Regions from separate parts of the Homo sapiens genome. Here region 2 is linked to region 1. A link is an interaction called in ENCODE POLR2A ChIA-PET data of the cell type or tissue named here. Cell type or tissue: OCI-LY7. All regions are shown on one strand. Links, peaks and the distances in the headings refer to the core of each region. The heading gives the core; the rest is flanking DNA. Region 1 overlaps MIR3681HG (MIR3681 host gene). Region 2 overlaps MIR3681HG (MIR3681 host gene).

What was found. ChIA-PET counts read pairs that join two places held together with the same protein. Peaks named below come from ENCODE experiments on the same cell type or tissue, not always from the same donor. Only the 100,000 strongest peaks of a DNase experiment are listed, where the experiment ranks them.
Region 2: POLR2A ChIA-PET joins it to region 1 with 8 read pairs; 1 of 35 experiments calls an interaction of 5 or more read pairs at or near these places.

The regions. Positions count from the first base shown.
Region 1 is chr2:12,030,920-12,038,687 of GRCh38, forward strand. The region is part of intron 2 of MIR3681HG (MIR3681 host gene); the gene reads left to right. Among named protein-coding and RNA genes, the nearest start is that of MIR3681HG, 28 kb to the left of the region's middle. RefSeq lists an enhancer at 3,696-3,745. In OCI-LY7, for the core only: no CTCF peak of the experiment used is centred there; DNase peaks (open chromatin) are centred at 3,582 and 4,612; H3K4me3 peaks cover 771 bases; H3K27ac peaks cover 2,030 bases.
Region 2 is chr2:12,174,718-12,182,485 of GRCh38, forward strand. The region is part of intron 3 of MIR3681HG (MIR3681 host gene); the gene reads left to right. Among named protein-coding and RNA genes, the nearest start is that of MIR3681, 21 kb to the right of the region's middle. In OCI-LY7, for the core only: no CTCF peak of the experiment used is centred there; a DNase peak (open chromatin) is centred at 3,094.

The DNA of each region.
Region 1 (7,768 bases), core at 3,293-5,792:
CACTGCACTCCAGCCTGGGTGACAGAGCGAGACTCCATCTCAAAAAAAAAAAAAAAAAAAAAAAAAAAGATCACTTGGGATTATTTGAGTGGTGGGATGATAAGCCAAAATTTTCCGGCTTTCTAGATCTCTGTATTAAAAACAAGTTATAGTTGTTTTTTTAAATTAACATTCTTAAAATACCTACCAGTTGTAGTTTACTAACTGCAGTCAAATTTCTAAAGCTTGTTAGGTGATGGGGCTGCTAGAAGCCATGTGCTTATGAGACAATGCATTCAATGTTGACATTCATCATCTGCTTCTTTTTAAATAATTTTGGTAAACTATTCCTAACATAAAATTTACAACTTAACCATTTTTAAGTGTGCCGCTCAGCGGCATTAGGTACATTTACATTGTTGTGCAACCATCATCATCCATCTCCACAAGTCTTTTCATCATCCCAGACTGATACCCTGTCCCCATTTAATAATAGTTCCTCATTCTTCACTCCGACTCCTGGCAACCACCATTCTGCTCTTCGTGTCTATGAATTTGGCGGCTCTAGGTACCTCACGTAAGTGCAATCATGCCATATTTGTCCTTCTGGGACTGGTTTACTCCACTTAAGATAATGTCCTCAAGGTTCATCTGTATTGTGGTGTGTCAGAATTTCTTTCCCTTTGGAGACTGAATAATATTCCACTGATGTATGTGGCACATTTTGTTTCTCTGTTGATCCACCGATGAACACTTGGGTTGCTTCCACCTGTTGGCTATCGTGAATAATTCCGCCGTGCATATGAATGCATAAGTGTCTGTGTGAGACCCTGCTTTCAGTTCTTTTGGAAATATGCCCAGAAGTGGAATTTCTGGATCATGTGGAAATTCTGTATTTAATCTTTTGAGGAACCGCCATACTGCTTTCCACAATGGCTGCACCGTTTAACTCTCCTACCAGCAATGCACAAGAGTCCCAGCTTCTCCACATCCTTGCCAATGGTTATTTTATGTATGTGTCTGTGTGTGTGTGTGCGTTTTCTGATAGTGACCATTCACATGAGTGCAAGGTGATATCTCATTGTGGTTTTTATTTGCATTTTTATCTGCTCATTCTTACAGCAAACATTCACTGCCAGCACACAGGTGCCAAGACCTGGGACACGCACTAGTGCCCAGAGGGGCCCTGCTGTCATCGCCCTCAGAGTGGGGTGGGGGTACTGATAACCAAATGCAAGCTGGCATTACCCCTCCTGGCAGGCAGTGAGGGGTAGCCTGCACGTGGCACTGTGGGGACCCTGGGGTGGTGTGATGCTGGCTTGCTTGGTCATCTCCAGGACTTCCTAGTAGGCTAGAGACAGTGAGTTCCAAACACTTAGGAAAAAATTATAGAATAACACTTAACAAAAAATTATAGAATAACACATAACAGTGAGAAATTTCTACTCGTTTACTTATTGTTCTCCCTGCAAGCTGGGAAAAGACAAGCATTCTTTGATTTTGCTGTTAGAACGTGGGGTTCCTTGGAACAAGTTCCAAGCACCACAGGCTTAAATGAAACATGTATTTCCACAGAGATGAAAGAAAAGGGAGGGTAAGATATCTCCTATGCAATTGCTTTGTATGCAGCCCAGGCTGTGAGGAGGAACAGTTTAGGCAACAGCAACACCACCCCCTGGCATTTGCAGAGGGCATTTAACTCTTCAAAGCACTGCCTCATAACCAAAGGAGGTGGCGTCCATGCGGAGAAAAGGTTATCACTTTTTTTTTTCTTGGCCTATAATTACTCATGTGCTTCATGCACCTGGTGGAAATTATATTTAACAGTACATGCAAATGCTTATTTCCTGAATGAATTTACATTTTCTTAGCTACTTTCTACTGTTCCCTTAATGTGGGCTTTATTAACCAGTTTTTATGCATTTTTGTTGATGTTAGCTTCTTGGCTAGTAACATTCTCATTTGGAGCTATCTTGGAGGTAGGACATAAAATGTATATGTGTTTATAAGTATAACATTCTTGAAAAATCAGTTATTAAAAAACAAAACAAAAAAGATTTTATAGCCAGAGTAGTGGAAGTCTAAGCTTCCACTACTTTCTTTTTAATGTCATTGGTTGATAGGTATTATACAAGTAATTGCTACCTTTAAAAAATTGATGAGGTTTAGTGTTTACTCCTGCTGAGTGAATTTTTTTCAGGATACCAAGCATTCTTTCTGTACTCTGAGTCATAGGTCAAAAAGTGGCTCTTAGATTCATGTATTTACTCTTTCTGAAAGCTTCTGCCTCCATTGTGGCATTGTAAAAGTGTCCTGGCTTTTTTAGGGGGAAAGGGAATGGGTGTGATGCTTTCTTTCTGGAAGCTTCTGCCTCCATTGTGGCATTGTAAAAGTGTCCTCGTTTTTTTAGGGGGAAAGGGAATGGGGTGTGATGCCTTATAGGTGAAAAGATTTCTCTTATTCCGTCAAGACACAGGAGGTCTCAGAATGGTGCGAGTTTTGGCAGCCTGACTGGTTTCTTCAGGCCATGGGAGGAAGATAGAGCAGCAATGTTCAGGGACCTGATGTGCTCAGAGAGGCTCCCAGAGCACTGCGTCCACTGCAGGATCTTTTTGGTTTTTGATTCATTCAAGAAATATGAATTTATTATCTCTATTACGGGTTGACTTCTGTCCCAACAAAAGTATGCTGGAGTCCTAGCCCCAGGTGCCTGTGAATGTGACCTGATTTAGAAATTGGGTCTTTGCAAGTATAATGAAATTAAGATGATGTCATATGAAATCAGGATGAGCCCTAATTCCATATGACCGCTGCCCCTCTAAGAAGAAGAGGAAAGACATAAACCCAGACTCAGAGAGGACATCACGTGAAGATGGAGGGAGAGGTGGGAGTGACGTGTCCATGAGCTAAGGAGCATCAGGGACTTGTGGTAAATCCCCAGAAGCCAGGAGAGAGGCAGGACGTGGATTCTCCCTCAAAGCCCGCAGTAGTAACCAAGCCTAAGACACCTGGGTTTTAGGCTTCTAACTTCCAGGACTGAGAGAGAATAAATGTCTGCTGTGTATTGCCATCAGGTCTATGGTGATTTGCTATGGTAGCCCCAGGAAACTCAGACAATGTCCAATATCCCAGATGCCACTTGGCACTGAGAAGCGTTAGGTAAAGGGGACAGTGTCTTTGCCCTGAAGAGGTAACACCAATGGAGGAACACACCCATGGAATGGGGGCAGTGGGTCCCATGTGGAGGATGGTAGGCTTTGGAGTCAGACCGAAGCAACTTCCAGTTGGGAGCTGATTTTCTTAAACTTTTTGGAGTTTGGGGTTTTTCCTTTTTACAGTGCAGGGCACCAGTGTCCTTCTCATGGGATTCCTGGTGGAAGGGTGAACACAGGTGTGGAGCTGAATGAGTTTGACCAGGGCCCAGCCTGCCGAAGGCCCCCAGCTAACACTTGCTATGGAAGGCCTGGACACACCGTCCTCACTCAGGTCATCCATTTAGAGTCAGTCTCTGCTCTTTCAAATTCACTTTGGTAGTTTTTGTCCTTGCATGGTGTTTATTTAAGGAACCATTCGGTTGGTTGAAACCTCACAGCATTTAGGTTTTGGCTCAATGCATTGGAACAATCTAGAAGGTATTTATAGCTAAAAACGTTTGTGCACCCCAAACCACATTATTTTACATCTCCTAACACTTGAACGAGCTCTGGTTTGGTTTGGATCTTTAAACCTTCTTGTGGTGTGGAGGAGAGTGAATTTTCCAACATCCCTCTCTCATCTCTGTAAATATCTTGGTCCCACCCCATCCAGTCGTCCCAAGCTGCGGTCTTCATCAGGTGACGCACAGGCAGCCCGATTATAATAACGTGGGCAGATGCTGTGTGAGGAGCCTTGATGGCCATTATTGGCAGATATTGGGCAAGACACTTTAATAGCTCACAACCTGCCTTTGTCTGGACTCACTTCAAGTCCTTTAACAGACACCTTCTATGGACAAAAATTGGTTTTCATTTTTGGGTCTTGGCAAGACAGAAACACAGAAAAACACATTTCTTCTGTTTCTTCTATACACCTGTGTAGGAACAAGCCAGGATTTATGAAGTTTGTCCTTTTTGAAAAACTCATTTTATTCCTAGCCAATATCATGACCTTAATGTGCATTCCAGCAATATCTCCAAAGGCAGCAGAGGGAGTGGGCCACGGAGGCATCAGTGCTGCCTCGTCGGGGACTGAAATCAGGCCGGAGCAGACAGTGGAGAAGGAAATATTTGGAGAAATAAGAACTGTGTTTTTATTCTTTTGTTGCCAGAAAGCCAAAACCGAAGCTGGAATTTTGTGGTTCCAGCACTTTTTGTGCCTCCCAGTCATTTTTCACAGATGGTTCTGGTTTAAGGAGAAGGCACTTTATCCACCAGAGGGAACGAGGCCCAGCGAATGTGCCCAAGCTGCCCATTCTCGTGCCTTGGTTTACTCTGCAGCTGGAGAAGATGAGAGCTCAGAGAAGATGGCTCAAAAGCCACCAATTAGGATGCAAAAAGGGAGCGATAAAATTACTCTGCAACAATGAAACTTGAACTTTCCTTTACATGATGTCACCTTGGGAGCACCAACTGCAGAGTCAGTCACGTGCTTCCTGGAGCCCACCTCCTACAAAGCTGAAGCTCACGTTTGGGCAGTTCTCAGTTTGCTTCTTTCTTTTCATTTGCTTCTGAGCAGCTTGGTGCCTTGCCATGCATCAAGACTTTAAGATAAAAGGGGCATAGCAAAGGTGGAGGTGGCATCACCTCTTCTCTTCACTGCTGAGTGGGTGAAGCCTTTCCTGACCACGTGTCTCTTCAGCAGCCCCTTGTCACACCCAGTCTTTGGCCCCTTCTCACCCCTCATCACCTCTCCTTGAAATCTCCCACCTTCCTACCAAGTGAGGTGGCTGGGTGTGTCAGGAAAGCTGGGCTGCCCCTCGTACATCATTGCAGCTCCCCTTTCCCCACCAACCCAGCACTGTGGAAGGAAGCCCACGTCTTTCTCAGCATACTCCTCTGCGACGCCTGGGCCATTTTCTTTGTCTTGTGTATACTGACTTGTTGGCTTTATTAGCAAGTTTCTCCTCCCTTTTCAGCATCCAGCACAGTTGTCCCCTCCTCTAGGAGGGCCTTTTCTTTCATTCCTCATAGGGTTGACACCATTTCTTTATGACAGCTCTTAACACTTTTAGGTTCTAGTTATTCACTAAAGTTTGGACTGTGGATTTCACTCCAGGGAAAGCATGCTACTTAGTGCTGCATTCTCAATGGCTAGTCATATGTGGTGCATAAAAAGGAGTCAATAGCTGGTTCTTACAGCCTTATAGATAAACTTACAGATTAGAGACTTTCCTCTGACATATCCAATTATCTATGTGGCTTTAACTTTCAGGCATGTGTCACCTGACCTAGTGCAGCATATCTCATTGAGTTTAAAATTGAGAAAAAATGGCATAGGTTCCACTTATACAGTGATTTGCAATTCACATACTTTCATGAAAGCTTTGATTTGGGGCCTTATCCATGGGAAACAGGAAGGGCATACACTCAATCCAGGAAATGAATATTGTCATCCCCATTTTACAGATGAGAAAACTGAGACTCACAGCAGTTTGTTGATTTATTCCTAGTTACAAAGAGAGTAAATTCAGAGCTGGGTCTTGTACCCGGGCCATCTGAATCCCAGCTCAAAATTTTTTAACAACATTGTATTGTTGTTGTTACAAAAGCATAACAATCATTTTGTGGGTTTTATAAAATAAAAGAAAACCACAACCCTCCATGATAACAACCATAACAAAGCCCTTGAACACTTCGGGGCAGATGCTATCTATATTTACGGGTGTAGCGTGTGCTGAAATGCCACTGGTGTGTGAGCAATACCCAAAGCCCGGGCACACAGGACCGGCTGTGTTGGGCAAACATCGTCACAGCTCATCGAACTCAAAGATTTGCAAACATAAAACATTTTCCAAGACTTGTCTCCACGAATGAGTGAGCCAAGCCCCTGGGGTGTGGCTATGTTACTCCATCAAAACAAACCCCAAAGCAGACCTTGGTGGGGTTTCAGGTCTTCTATTTGGGAATAAAGGTATGATTCATAATTATTTGGTCCAGGTGTGCAAGTGCAGGCCAGACCTTCCTTCAGAGCCAAGCTGGGCTGATGGACTCTAGCATTCCTCTTCTACAGGCCCTTATAGTGCCATTTCCAGGTTCGCTTTGGGCAGAGATGCAGGGGAGGCTATAAAAGCCAAATTCGCCATTCAGATGGTCTGTGGTTTATTAAGTGGGTTTAGATGACGTCTCAATACTTATGGGTGAGATCTTTTGGATCCTTAGGTTACCCCAGGTACTTAGGTCAAAGGCGATCTTGGCCCTCTGTGGGTCCTTTAAAATAAGGCTCAGGGAGGGTCACTCTATGTCTAATTGAGCCAGTGAACCCAAAGCAACATGTTTGCGTTGGAGAAACTCATCAGCAGCACCTGTACCTGGTCCCTACTCATGTCTGGGCTGCCCAGTTCTCCTCTCCCCTTTCCCCAGCTCAGGCCCTATCAGTTTCCTCCTTCCTTCTTGAACCATGTCATGTGACTTCTCCTTGAACAAACCCCAATGGCTGGCCCAGCTCCCTGACTCTACCCTGCCTCTTAAAATATCAGCTGAGCTGAATGATCTAAGCACAGCCCCAGACTCAATTTATCCTGGTCATACCTGAGAGCCATAACCTTGCCCCAAACCCTCTCCACGTAGGGAGACAGCAGAACATGGAGGGCAGAGTCCCATCCTGGGGACAGATAGCCTGGGATGAGAGCCCTGGTTCTGCTCAGGGTGATGTGTGTGGTTTTCGTCACACCATTACAAACCTTGGCTTTGTTTCTGCATCTGTAGATGTGAGGCTGTGCAAATAGCAGGGCACATCAGGGGTCTGTTTCTGTTCCTGGCTACCTGTCCCTGAGCCACACCCTTTCCCTTCCCTATGCCTCAGTTTACTCCTTCATGAAATGCAGCTTATAGTACCTAACCCAGGGGTTAAAATATATACCATTTTAAAATGTAACTATCAGTATTGACCAATCATTGTCCTGATTTTTTTATAGTGTACTTTTCTAATCATATGTTTTAAAGCCAAGAGAACTGGTTGAATGAATGTTTATTTTCCTGAAGGTATTTTTAAGATAAAGCTTCCTAATGGCCTATAAACGTTTCATATATGTGTAGTTTGATACATATTGTCACATTTGAAAATCATGTGAGTTGAAACTGGTTTTATACAAAATATAAAATAGTGGAAATTTTATAATTACAATCATGTAATTAAAAGTATTAACTAAAATATGTATGTATGTGTCTATATATATACCATTTACGTATATATATATACCATTTACAAGATCATAGATTTGGTAGGGATTGAATGAGATGATGGATAGGAAGCACTTTTTGTAATATCTGTGTTTTAGTCTGTTTGGGCTGCTGTGACAAAGTACCATAGACTGGGCAGCTTATAAAGAACAGAAACTTATTTCTCAGAGTTCTGCAGGCTGGAAGTCCAAGATCAGGGTGCCAGCAGGGTCAGGTTCTGGTGAGTGTCCTCTTCCAGCCTGCAGACAGCTGTCTTCTCATGATGTCCTCACATGGTGGAGAGAGGGCGGGACAGCCCTCTGGGGTCCCTTTAACAAGGGTACCAATCCTATTCATGAGGATCCCACTCTCATGACCTAATGGCCCCCAGGTATCCTGCCTCTTAATACCACCATCTTGGGGTTAGGATTTCA
Region 2 (7,768 bases), core at 1,927-4,426, 140 kb after region 1:
GAGATGGGAGAGACTGAAGTCAGCACCTAGGTTCATCTCCTTTCTTTATAGAGCGGGAAACCAAGGCCCAGTGGAGCTACGACATTCACACAGGCCTCAGAACATGTTAATATCAGCACTGTGACATTACACTGTCCATCCTTCAACAGTAGGACATGGCTGTCTCTTCTGTTTACTTATCAAAGGATTAAAATAAAACATCAGTAAAAATTGAGAGACTTGGACTGTTATGGGCTGAATTGTTCTCCCCTAAAGTTGATACATTGAAGTCCTAATTCTGAGTACCTCAGAATGTGACTGTTTTTGGAGATGGGGCCTTTAAAGAGGTAATTAAGGGAAAATAAGGTCATGGGGTTGTGCTCATTCAATAGAACCCATGTCGTTACAAGAAGAGGAGTTTGGAATGCAGACATGAATAGAAGGAAGACCATGTGAAGACACAGCAGGAAGACGCCATCTACAAGCTAAGAAGAGAGGCCTTAGAGGAAGCCAGCCCTGCCAACACTTTGATTTCAAACTTCCAGCCTCTAGAACTGTAAGAAAAATACATTTGTGTTGTTTAAGCCACCCAGTCTGTGGTACTTTATTATAGCAACTCCAGAAAACTAATACATGGGCTGACAAAAGTAGCTGGTGTCTATTTGCTTATTCTATGTGTTCAATTATACATTTACTGAGAACCTAATATGTGCCTGTTACTCTGGGAGATGTTGCACTAAGGACTTTAAATATATTAACTCAATTAATCCTGAGCACAGACCTCTGAGGTAGGTATTGCTATACCCATTTTATAGATGAAGAAAGCAAGGCAAGACAAACTGAGAGAATTAGTCAAACTGACACACCAGCAGGTGGTAGAGTCACAGACATGTAAACGTGGGCAGTGTGGCCTGACAGAGTGAGTTGTGGGAGACAGAAGTCAGCAGGAACATGGAAGAGAATAATTCTCCCAGAAAAGGAGTGGAGATTTACGGAAGAGGAACTGAGGCTTGAAAAGTGAACAAGAGAGAATGACCGAAGGCGGTGGTAGTGGTATTTCCGTTTCAAGGCATGCAAAGAGGCGTGAAACAACATGGCAGTTTGGGAGAATTGTAAGTAGTTGTGCATTCGTTCAAAGAGAAGTGTTGAGTGAGAACACAGGGGCCAGATTACTAGGGTCTCGTATGATGAACTACTCTGGATGGAAGTGATCCTCTGGGCACTGGAAGACCCTGAAGAGGGTTAAGAAAGAGTGATCAGATTTGAATTTTATAAAGTGTTCAAGGAAGTGTGGCAGGGACTGCGGTTAGAGGCACACAGCCCATTTTCCAGGATGGCAGTGGTCTTGGCATGAGAAGGGTGAGCCAGGACTGTGGTCAGCATCTCACAGGGGATGAAGAAAAAGGAAAAAGTATCTGATGCTGAGAAAACAGAAAACGCAAGACTCAGTTTGCAGCAGATGAAGGAGAGAACAGGTCCAGAATCATTCCCGGTGTTTTGGATGACTTGACTAGGAGGCTGATGCCAGAGTTAGAGACAAAGTGGGTGCACACTCTGGGATCCTGGGTCCCATCGTGCAGAGGCTGCTGGCTCTCTGTAACCTGAGCTCAGAAGGATGGTCTGGAGGGGAGGCAGGAGAGGCATCAGTGTAGAGATGGGGACCCAAGCCAGGACAGTGAGTGAGAGCCTACAAAATGCAGAGGAAGTACAGCAGAGAGTTGGGGCAAGTTGGGGCAAAAATCTGGGTGGCCAGCAGCATACAAGAGATGTAGAGACAGTGGAGTCTGGAAGAAAAGTCTGGAAGGAATGATCTGATACACAGGAGGAAAACAAGATATGAATAGTCCCACCAAAACCAAGGGAGATGCTGTTTATAGGAAGAAGGTCTCTAACATTAGCTGCTGCAGAGACATGCCAGATGGTGAGGGCTGGACAGGTCTGGGCAGTGGCTCTATTGGAGAAAGTGAGCTGCAAACCAGGTTTCATCCTTAAAAGGAGTGTTTTGTCTTTTGTGATTGACATGATTCTCTGACTGATGTATCTAATTCATGATTTTTTTTTTCACAAATGCACATAGAGCTTTCAGTGTTACCCAGGTGAGCAATGCAGCAGGCAGGCTGCAGGCTCACATGTTGACACTCAGGTTCCACATGAGTACATGAATGTGACACAGCATTTCAGAACAACAAGAAAAAACGTGAACAAAATGAAAGAAAGAACTCCAACTGTCAATTTGATACTCAGAATTTAAAAATTCCCCAAATCTTATTAGAAATCAATAAAACTATGCCTAATTAGATGTAATGCGTCTTTCTTTTGAGAATGTAGGTTCATGGTCTCGTGGAACCAGTTCCTCCTGGTTTAAACAGAGTTATTGAAATGCAGGAAGGATGCTGGATGTCTGTGCTTCTTTTTTCTGAAAGGAACCTCTCAGTCCCTGGGTGACCCTGTGCTAATGAGTCTCCACTGGTGAGTCATCTCCCGGCCTGGACTCAGAGATGCTATCAGTTTCATTGAAGTCCCCACAGTCACCTCGGCTTCTCCAGCCTGCAACAGCTACAGGAAGGCCATTAGCTCAGCCGTGTGCCCTCCCTCCCCACACCACCCCAACTTGTCCCTCCTCTAATGTAATATTTGCAGACATGCCTGGCATTCGTTCCTAAAATGTATTATTCTACACACAAACACCCTTTGATCAGCTTGACAGGAAAACCAGAAGCATCACGTACATATTTGGTTTAGCAAAGCTGTAACGGGAACAGATGTCTCTGCAAAGACTATTTCAGAATGACCCTGAATGTGTCCTCTTTTTTTTTTTTCTGTAGAGAAATTATGGCCACATTTTTAATGATTCTTTCCAACTTGGAACTCTGCTGAGAGGTATCTCATTCATTCTCAGCCAGATTCCTGGCTCCCGGGCTGCAGTCCCGTGCAGGCTATAGGTTACTTGTTTGGAAGCATTTTCAGTGAATGAGGCCAGTCTGTGTTGTCCAGCTGGCAGGAGAGCAGCTGTGGACACATGGGGGAAATTGCACGTTTCTCCCTGTCACTAAGATGAGCCTGAGTGTCTCTCTTTCCTCAGGCAGCCAAGCAAACTTTCTGCTAGACCACACAGGCCCCAGTCACACTTACCCTGGGGCCCAAAGCAAAATTTTTCAGCTGCTGACAGGAAGAGTGTTTTTCTCTCTGGTTCTGTGAAGTCTGGAACCATGTGGCAGATGAAGTGGTTGCCTCAACTGGGTCACTGTTTGCTGGTCATGGGCTTCCACTGTGGAGCCAGCCCAGGGGAGGCCCAAATGGGAGGCAGCAGGGTGGGCTGCCCATGAGAAAAATGAACTGTTGAAAGAGCTGGACCTATTTGATTTGAACATCTGCACCATATCTTCCAGGATATTCTGTCCTGTCTACATTGTTGCCATTGACATGTCTTAGGTTGAATGACGTGATGGTGATAACAGATCATGAGATTTTCCTGTGTTATTTTTATGTTATGAGTGGTTTATTGAAGTGCAGTTAATATCCTCACTTGCTCTACCCTCCTTCTCTTGAAAGAGGTGATGATCCTATCTCTGCCCTCAAACTTTCTAGGTGAGGACTCGAGGGGTTGTGTGAAATTCTGGAGACTGTGCATTTGGTGGAAAGAGTATGGAATTTGAAACTGTGTAGTTGTGGTTTCCAAGGGTGGCTTTATCTCTTACTAGTTGTACAGACTTAGGCAAGTCACTGAAATTTACTGAGCACCAGTTTCCTCATCTGGGAAATGGAGATAACTGTCTACCTGAGAGATGAAGTATTCAACAGCTTGGCATCATGCCTGGGGCTTGGTAGATAATTCCTTCCCATCAGGCCCACCCCAGAGTTATGGGGTAGAGTCAAAGAGATGGACCCGAACTCCCTCCCTGTGTGGAGGAGCTGCTGTCCTCCAGGGGCGGTCAGTCAACAGGGACTGGCTTTCAATCCAATTCAGTCTAGCAGTGGAAGCTGGACTTGTAAGATAACAGCAATTAACATGAAGGCACCTACTATGTGCTGTGTTCAGACCTGACACACATTAACTCATTCAACGTTCACAGTAATCCTGCGAAGCAGGTCCTCTTATTATCCTTGTTTTACATGTAGAGGAACAGAATCTCAGAGCCGTAACAACTGGCTCAAGTCCACATGATCAGTAAGCAGAAGGGCTCAGCATCCAACTCAGACAGGCTGCCTCCAGAGACCAAGCTCATAACTACAATACTAACTGTCTCTGCTAAAATAATCTCTAAAACAATCTCAGACTTCAATTATCATTGCAGAATGCATTACATTCCAGGGTGATCACCTGCTACACATAACAGATCTTGACCCTTCACCCAACTGTTCAGGACATGTAGTAGGTCCTGCCCTCTGACCTCTCTTTCCAGCATGTACCCAGGGAATATATGCCTTGTTGCTGAAGCTGCAGGATGAAGGCGGTCCCACACTTCAATTTGGCTAGAAGACAGTTCTAAAAAATGAGGGAATGGCATAGCTTGGATTCACAAGTGTTTTTTTTTTTCTTCTTCTTTTTAATGCTATGCAGTTTTCCTCTCCAAATCTTGCACCAAGAGCTGTAATTATAAGATGATCATCATCATCCAAAAAAAAAAAAAAAAAAAAAAGAATAGAAGGTACTACACCTACAAACATTTAATTGTCCATGTAAATTAAGAGTTGTGAAATGACTTCAATGACTTCTACCTCTGCCTGGTGCACATTTCCCTACGTATATTTTCAAGAGAGAAGTTGAATGCCCTCCATAGAGAAATTCTCCTCTAATTTTATGAGCTAAAGGGGGAATTAGGGTGTGTTTTTCTCAGAAGCGATTTGGCTTTCTGCCTCCACCTTCTGCCAGACCCCAATTTCTGAACTTAGCCATGCCCCAGTTCTGATAGTTTGAGGAATGTGACTGTATGTGTGTGCAAATGTGTGTGTGTCTGTGTGGTTTAAAAAGTAATGATGGGATTCAATATAGAGCTCTTCTAGGTGTGGCATGGCTTTGACCTTGAATCCCACCTGGCCCTAGTGAACGGGCCTCTCCCTTGATTTGGTTATCTCATACCCTGGATTTGGTTCTGTGGCATGTCCAGTCCTAACCTCAGAGGCTTTGCTTTTTTACCCTTTAACATGTAGGAGGAAAGGAGTGTGTCACACTCTTTCAACTGAAAGATTAGTGCACTCACAGACCAAACACAGATTCACAGTCCCTTTATTCATAGTTTTAAAATCCAAAAAGCTCTGAAAACTAAAAGCTTTCTTGTAACTCATACCTGACCTGAACATATTTGGCAGGAAAACCTGATGTGAACTTCAGCTGTTTATGGTCCTTATTCCTTCTGGTTGGTATAGTATTCATATATTTTGCTGCATGAATATTAATTTATTTGATTATATGGGCTGCTCTCCCAGCCCCTGTGAGCCTGTTACATAATATATTGCATACACACCATATTACTTTTTTTAAATCTAAAAATATTCTGGATTTCATAATACATCTGGCCGCAAGTATTTTGGATAAGGGATGAAGGACCTGTGATCTCATTTAATCCTTGCCAACTGTCTTGTGAAATAGCCATTATATCCATAGTAAGATAAGAAAACTGATATTAGGAAGACTGGTTAATTTGTCCAGGGTCACAGAACGATTATGAGGAAGATTCAGGATTAAATATGTGCTTTTCAGATTTCAAAATGCATACCTTGCCCACCCTCTACATGGTTGGTCTTCCTAGCTTTTTTAGGCAGGTAAGCCCTGGGCGTGAATAAGAAGGCAAGATGGAAACAGGACCATGAGCAAGAACATGGGCCTGCCTTAGAACCTTGCTGCTCAGAGAGGGGTCCATGGACCAACAGAGTTGTCTGAGAGCATTTTGTTAAAAACACAGAATCTTGGGGCACATTCAGGACCTACTGAAACAGAATGTGCATTTTATCCAACATCCCCCGCTTCCAGGATTTCATTTGCACATTCAAATGTGAGGAGTCTTTGGCTAGATGTTTGGAGGAAGAAGAGAACCCATGCATGTTATTCTAAAAAGGGCTCCAAATGCCAGAGTTGTCATCTTTTGTCAGGATCATGCTAGAGGGCAGAGACTCTGCTGGAAGCAAATTTGGAGGGAGTGGAAGGTAATGGTTCCCAGTCCAGCAATGGTTACCAAAGAGAGCTATGTGCCCATGAAGAGAACATCATTGTACATTCGATCTGAGAGAATAACCCATTGCCTCAACTACTGATTTCCCAAACTAGTGTTATTTTTCTGTTTATCAAAGCACATCCTATAAATGTACATTTATCTTTGGGAAAACTCTGGTAACTGTCCTACTAAAAAATGTATCAAATCAATCAAAATCATAGTGATTAATTATGCGTTCATTAATGGTATGGCCCCAGAGTAGGGTTTCTCCAGTTTCACCATTGGCATTATGGACTGGATAAGTCTTGATTGTGGGGGCTGTCCTGTGTAACGTGGGATGTTTAGCAGCATCGGTAGCCTCTACCTTCTAAATGCCAGTAGCAACCCCCACTCCCAGCCATGAAAATAAGAAATGTTTCCAGCCATTGCCAAATGTCACTGGAGAGGAGGAGGGGGTTGGAGGAAGGAGGATATCACTCTCAGTTGAGAACCACTGCTCTAGAACTTTTTTGAATTCACTCTTTTCTACCTGGTAGTTCCTAAAGCTCAAGACGTGACTTCCTGATCATCGTCCAAGTAATCAACACTTAGCTGTTATTAAGCGGGATTCTTCAGACAGAAGGTTTTTGCATGAATGGACAATAGACAATACACAATACACATATCTGGTATGGTGATTGGATTGAGGACAGTGCCTTTGAGAAGAATCCTTGTCACGTGGATATCAATTCTCTTAGCCAACTGTATTCGGGAGTTGTTTATGAGCTGTGAAACTCAATCTGCTTGCTTTGGAGTTCTTGCCTATTTGGATGTGCAGAGTTATTTTTTAATGATAAATTTTACGTTTGTTGAAATGTATGAGGCATGAAGCTGGGGCTGAAAGTCAGGCTCCTGGAATACAACTCCCAATGAAAAGCAGGAGGCAAGGCTGCCCACACTTTACAGGATGCAGAGGAGGCAGCCTGAACATCCAGTGATGGGACACAGCTGAAGCATGTGGGTTCTGTCTTCTGCCTGGGCACAGTGATTCTGGCTAATAAAGATTGTGCATGGTTGGCAGCTCTTAAATGTCTACTGGTAAAGTCCCTGGGAAAATATGTTCTTTATTTCCCTTCAGAGACTATAAAATGAAAAGGGCAAGATTCTAAAGAACCCCCAAAGCTATTATTTCTGGGGGGAAACATTTTCCTGCCACTTCGACAGTTCCTGTAAAACCAATAGTACTAGCTAGAGGTGGCATGAAGAGGAACAGTAGCGGGGCTAAGACATTAGCAGCAGATCATCAATTTACACATTGAGGGCATCAGCAACAATGGTGGAAAAGAAATCTCTAAGACAAATCCATTAGGAATCACTGTGCCTATAGAGACCCTATAATCACACTGGATGGGATCATCAACTCAAATGCAATTCTGATTGTTCTCTGCAAAATGAGTGTCTCACTCTTCCAGATTCCTACTTAAATCAGGGCAGGTTAACTTGGGTGACATATGCAAGGACATGTAACCAGTACCCTGACCTTCCTTCTTAAGGAGGAAAGAAAACGCCATTGCTTCTCCCATGGAACTCAGTCTAAGGAGCTCATATGCTGTATAACTGTGATCCAAGTGATGCCAAGCACATAGCTCATGTATAAC